Regions from separate parts of the Mus musculus genome. Here region 2 is linked to region 1. The links are chromatin loops, found by intact Hi-C in ENCODE. Cell type or tissue: heart. All regions are shown on one strand. Each heading gives the region's core, and the rest is flanking DNA. Links, peaks and the distances in the headings are about the cores only. Region 1 holds the start of Uxt (ubiquitously expressed prefoldin like chaperone). Region 2 holds the start of Zfp182 (zinc finger protein 182).

The links. A loop is a pair of places that touch in the nucleus more often than their neighbours do. Peaks named below come from ENCODE experiments on the same cell type or tissue, not always from the same donor. Only the 100,000 strongest peaks of a DNase experiment are listed, where the experiment ranks them.
Region 2: it touches region 1 in a loop (4-fold over the local background); 3 of 42 quality-filtered maps call a loop at or near these places.

The regions. Positions count from the first base shown.
Region 1 is chrX:20,960,658-20,963,474 of GRCm38, forward strand. Uxt (ubiquitously expressed prefoldin like chaperone) reads right to left here and starts at 1,321. Exons shown (of 7, transcript NM_013840.3): 1 at 1,277-1,321; 2 at 1,023-1,129. The coding sequence starts at 1,120. A230072C01Rik (RIKEN cDNA A230072C01 gene) reads left to right here and starts at 1,019. Exons shown (of 6, transcript NR_027445.1): 1 at 1,019-1,055; 2 at 1,193-1,321; 3 at 1,880-2,000. In heart, for the core only: a CTCF peak has its summit at 1,535; DNase peaks (open chromatin) are centred at 994 and 1,384; H3K4me3 peaks cover 2,037 bases; H3K27ac peaks cover 1,374 bases.
Region 2 is chrX:21,060,214-21,063,030 of GRCm38, forward strand. It overlaps Zfp182 (zinc finger protein 182), which reads right to left and starts at 1,825. Exons shown (of 5, transcript NM_001013387.2): 1 at 1,681-1,825; 2 at 290-315. The coding sequence starts at 304. In heart, for the core only: a CTCF peak has its summit at 1,469; a DNase peak (open chromatin) is centred at 1,878; H3K4me3 peaks cover 1,348 bases; H3K27ac peaks cover 995 bases.

The DNA.
Region 1 (2,817 bases), core at 83-2,582:
CTTTCCTAAAACAACTATTTAGGTTATTTGTTTTATTACCCAAGACAATATCTGAGTTTCTCAGGCTAAGTATTGAATTTGTAAACACACCAAACAATTCTTTCCTCTCAGCCTCAATATAATAATAGTGGGGTTTATCTGCATTTTTAAAATGTGTTCTTACTTGCATTTATGTGTTTATTTTGTGTACATGTATGGGTGCCATGATACATACCTGGAGGTCAGAGGTCAGGTTTTTGGGAGTCTTTCTTTCTTCCACCATGTGGGTCCCAGAGATCTAACTTAGGGCATGGGGTTGGAGGCAAGCCATCTTGCTGGCCCTAGTTTGCTTGTTTTGAGACATAATCTCAAAGCCCAGGCTATACACAACCTCGAATGTAGGTGAAGATCACCTTCAACTCTGGGTCATCCTGCTCCTGACACTATCCCAAGTACAGCAATTGCAGGCCTGTGTCACCACACTGGATTTTTTTTAAAATAGAATATTGTTCTATTTTCAAGGCTGGCTTGTAATCCTGGCTAAACAAGTGAATTTTCCCATCTCTCCACTAGAAGTGGCACACACCATGGAGCTTGAGCCTGGCTTTATTCTATTTTTTTCTCCCTTTGAGAAAGTTAGTCTGTAGCCCAGACTGGTTCTCAGCTTTACAAAGATCCTCCTGCTTCTGGCTCCCAAGTGCCGGAGTTGACACATTTAAAACTCAAACACCACGTTAAGAAGGCCTAATAAACTTTTCCATTTCACAGATGAATAAAGTTCACAAAGGTGAAGTAAGGTACAACTTGTTCATAAATATTGGTTAAATGGCCTAGTCAGAAACACCCTGTGTTCGGAATGACTATTTTAAACCAACAAACAAGGTCAGAGCTCTGCTAAAGGGACAAGTTCCAACCACATCTCAGCCCAGAAGTCAACCCTATTCCCAGAAGTCTGGGCGGCCAATCCGAAAGTTTGGTCGGCATTCTGTCCCACCCACCACGTGAAATTTCTCAAACGTCACGCCTCCCACGTTGTCACTCACTGCAAGTCTCGCTGCAGTACGTCACTGATAAAGGTCTCGTACCGCAGCACTTTCTCCCCCACCGTATCCAAGGCCCGCCGTTTCGGGGGCGTCGCCATGACGGGCACCTGGGGGAGTAAAGGGGGGGGCACGTTGAGCGCTCTATTTAAACTTCACAAAATTCTCTCCAGCCACTCAACGTTGGGGATGACTTCTTTCGGCTCGAGCTACGGAGTTGCTTCTGCCCAACCCGATTTTGGAACTCGTTCACTCACCGGTACAGGAGTACGGCGTTTACCGTAGGGCCACCGGCAATAACTGTTAGTATGAGCCGCGGCTTCCGGGTGGCGCGGATGGATGATGTAATTTCCAGCAAGGGAGCCAACCAAATCGATGGGAGGGGCGGTCCGGCGTGTGGGAAGATGCACTTAGGGGAAGGGCTGCAGGCGGGGCCTGAGTGAATCCTTGGAGGTAGCAGGATCCTATGGATCTAGATGGGCCTGGCACGCCGCGGTCTGCCAGCAGGCGGATCGTCGCGAGCTGGCGGGAGACTGGTTTGGGTGACGTTCAATGAGATTTGGCGGGTTCTGAGGGAGGGTGGACTTACAGGAAGGTAGGGAGAGGGAGTTAAGTGTTTATAATTAGTAATTTGAAGTGTGTGTGTGTGTGCGCGCGCGCGTTGGTACTGAACTTATAGGCAGTTGTGAGCTACCATGATGTGGGTGCTGATAATGGAGTTTACATTCTCTGCAAGTTTTATGTGTTTTTAACTGATGAGCCATTTCTGTATTCCCCCCTCCTTACTCTTACATTTGTTTTCCTATTTTATGTGTTTTGTCTGCATGTTTATGGACTACATGCGTGCATTGCCCACAAAGGCCAGAAGAAGTTGTGGGATTCCCTGGAACTGGAGCAACCAACAGTTTGTGTGCACCATGTGGGTAATGGGAATCGAACCTGGGTCCTCTATAAGACTGGCCAGTGCTCTTAACTACTGAGGTATCTATATAGTCCCTATTTTTTTCTTTTAGAAACATTTCTATTCTTTGAGAGTTTCATAGATGTATGCAATATATTTTCATCATCTCCACTCCCTTTTCCCTCCAACTCCTCCTAGACTCCTCCTACCACATTTTCCTCCAATTTCATATTCTCTTTAAAACAAACAAACCAAATCAAAACCAAAAGAACTCACTGAGACCACTTAAGCATTTAATAATTTTAAAAGCACAAGAGTGCCTATAGACCAGCAAGGATTATGGTACTAATCTATAAGGAAGGCAGTATATCCTGTGGGGATCTGTTTGAAAAAAATATATGTTGCACACATTGTTTGGTTTTCACCCTCCATAAAGGGAATGAATAAGAGCACATAAAAATGTTTAAATGGAGACAAATTTTAAGAAATTTATCTTGAATGAATTTCTGCTTGGTGGCATGCAGTCCATGATGAGGGCTACAGAGAAACCTTGTCCCCCAAACCAAAACCAAAATTTGATGTTACATGTATTTAAAAGTAAATTTGATGTGCTTAAAGCAGATATTAGGAAGCTATATAATATTAGTTAATCTTTATTTGCTAAGGAGAACAGTTTAGATAGACTAGAGTTGGGTCTGTTAAGTTTATTAACATATTTCATGTAATTTTTCTTTAATTTAAAAGATACTTTTAGGTTATCCAAATGGCTCACTGGTTAAACGGTGCTAACCAGTCTGACAGCCTGAGTTCACTCTGCACGGCGGCTTGTAGGTTACTGCTGTTCCTGACATAGAGATAGCAAACTTCTTTTTTACAATGGGAGGTAGTTACTAAAGA
Region 2 (2,817 bases), core at 253-2,752, 100 kb after region 1:
AAATGTCATTATGGTCTATACACACCACATGATGTTTAGTGGGATAAGGGTATTAAATGAAATTTCAACTATGAATTGACATAACTTCCGAATACAGCAGCATCATAAGTTAAGAAACATCTGTTACCCTTCCTTAGTCAATGCATCAGCTATCTAACTTGACCTTAATTGACTATTTTTCATTTTCACTGATCTCAGTAATTTATAGTTTCCTATTTTGCAGTGCTGATGCCTAAATATCGCATCACATCTATGATAAAATATAGAAACAGATAGACCACATACTTACCTGGGGTTTGGCCATTTCCTGCTTTTCTTGAGAAAACAAATGTATGAAAGCTGAGCTAGAATGAGTAGAGTAGAATATAACAGTAGAAACCATTAGCTTTGCAGTACTCAGAATCATCTGCCCAGAAATCTCTTCACATGCGAGGCCACTCTCTGGAAGAGTATGGACAACTCTAAGTTTTTTGTTTTGTTTGGTTTTTGTTTGCTTGTTTGTTTTTTGTTTTGTTTTGTTTTGAGACAGGATCTCTCTGTGTAGCCCTGGCTGGCTTTTAACTCCCAAGTACTAGAATTAATGGAGTGTGCCACCACATCAGCAGCAACAATTCCTTGTAGTACTGATAGAATCTATTCCTAGGGCTCTGTGCATGCTAAGCCAGTACTATACCACTGAGATACATAGAACAGATTTTAATAATGCCAAACTAAAGCAATCATAGAAAATGTGTAATATGATAATAAATAGAAATTCAGGATGAAATGCTCTATAGTTGTTAAAAAATGTATGGAACTACACACGTATTATCTACATATTTTGTAACTCAAAGTTTAGAAAACTGTTTCAGAAAAATATCTTAAGCCAAATTAAATTTCTAAATAAGATATATAAAACTGCAGGCATACATTTTAAATATATAAATTAAATGTTAACTATTAAGTGATATATAGCTCTTGAATGTCTAAGAATGGACATTTAAATAAGGGAAAATTAGCTCCTATTTTCTTCTCTATTTTCAAGTTAATTCTTTATTTCTTTATTTATTTAGGTTTTTCGAGACAGGGTTTCTCCTAGCTGTCCTGGAACTCACTCTGTAGACCAGGCTGGCTTCGAACTCAGAAATCCACCTGCCTCTGCCTCCCAAGCGCTGGGATTAAAGGCGTGTGCCACCACCGCCCGGCCTCAAGTTAATTCTTAACTCAAATGCTATTTATTACACTCTAAAACATAAGCCTCTACCTATTATTCAAATGGTACCTGTCTATCCCTCCTCAGACCTCCAAATGTCCAAAGGCCGCTAAGGCTCTACAGATGACGTTTTTTGTCTGCTTGTTTTCCTTTTTCTCTCACCTCCCTCACTGGGGCTGTTTAGCTCAGGTGCTGTAAAGAAGTCTTTAAATGCTGATTTAATCCAGCACTCTTCCCCATGATTCCTGCGAGCTGTACACTGGAAGACGGAAACAAGGGGGCGCATCTAAAGAGGGGATCACTGTGCTAGAAAATGTGTAAAAGCTAAAGTTTAGTACGACTCACTTAATCCTAACTAGCCTCATAACTTTGTCCACTATTAAGTCCGCAGACCCCCGTTTACTCATCTCTCAAGCCCCCATCATCCCATCTCCCAGTCTCTCGCATCAATGACATACCCGAACCTCCCTCCACTTAGAACTACCCACCACTCAGCTCGCGACCCCAGTCTAACACAGACCCTCATCTTTACTCAACCAGATTTTTTGCAGGGTGTTGAGTAGACCTTTCCGTAAACGGCCTGGAAAAGCACTTCCGCATCGGACCAACTAGCTGTCTCTGTCGCCTAAACTTAGGACAGCGGTTTGTTCTACGCATGCTCAGGTTTGCCTTTGAGACAGCATCCGCCAATAGTCAACATGGCGCGCAAAGGCGACCAGGCTCAACGCAGGCGCAGAGGGTAGTGGGCCGCGTCGGTGATGTCACCGATTAGGAAAAAAAAAACAAAAAACAAAAAAAACAAACGGCATCCACTGTTTCTTTTATACTCCCGAGTCTCCTGACAAAGCTGGTGTTTGTTTTGCAGAAATTAGCAGTTTCTAAGGACGTCAGGCGCCATTTTTTTTTGATACAGCAGAAAATGGGAGGGTCCAATTAAGAAAATTATTAAAACAAGGACGAATTCCTGTGGTGAATTCAGAGAGTAGCCACAGGGTACAGGTGTAATTAACAAGACAATGCAGGCCTGCGACCTCTTTAAGTGATTTGAATACCAGTTTAGGGAAAAGCCTTGGCTCCATCCTTTTGTCTAGTACTGGGAGTTTGCATTTTAGTATCTAAAGGACCATAAGACAATTCAAACAACAAACTTAAGAATTTACTGCCATAGAGGGCCACACAGTGGGAAAAGTAGTGTTTTAAGTGGTGGCTGACAATGCCTTCACCTTTCCAGAGAAAGCAGTCATTGTGCTGGGAATGAGAAGGTGTGGTTATTGACTACATGGTATAGGACTTTCTAAACCAGAGACAGGGCATCATATTTTATTTATTAAAACAGACGGAGCAACCTAACATTGTATACCGAGCTTAAAATTACATATAAATCTACAAGCAGTTAGTTACCGCCCACTTCACTGCACCCCTGCAGTGTATTCAATAAAAAACTATTCTTTTAAAATGGTGCAGGATAGCCCAAATAAAACCCTCACCTCTTCGTGTTACCCAACAGCTGGCTGGGGGCCTTTTCCCAGACAGGATTAGTGGGCAGGGTAAAAGATTTTCAGTCACTGGTCTTTGGCAATTTTTTTTTTCTCCCTGTTTGGTGGCAAGTGATGGCTGCAGCAGGT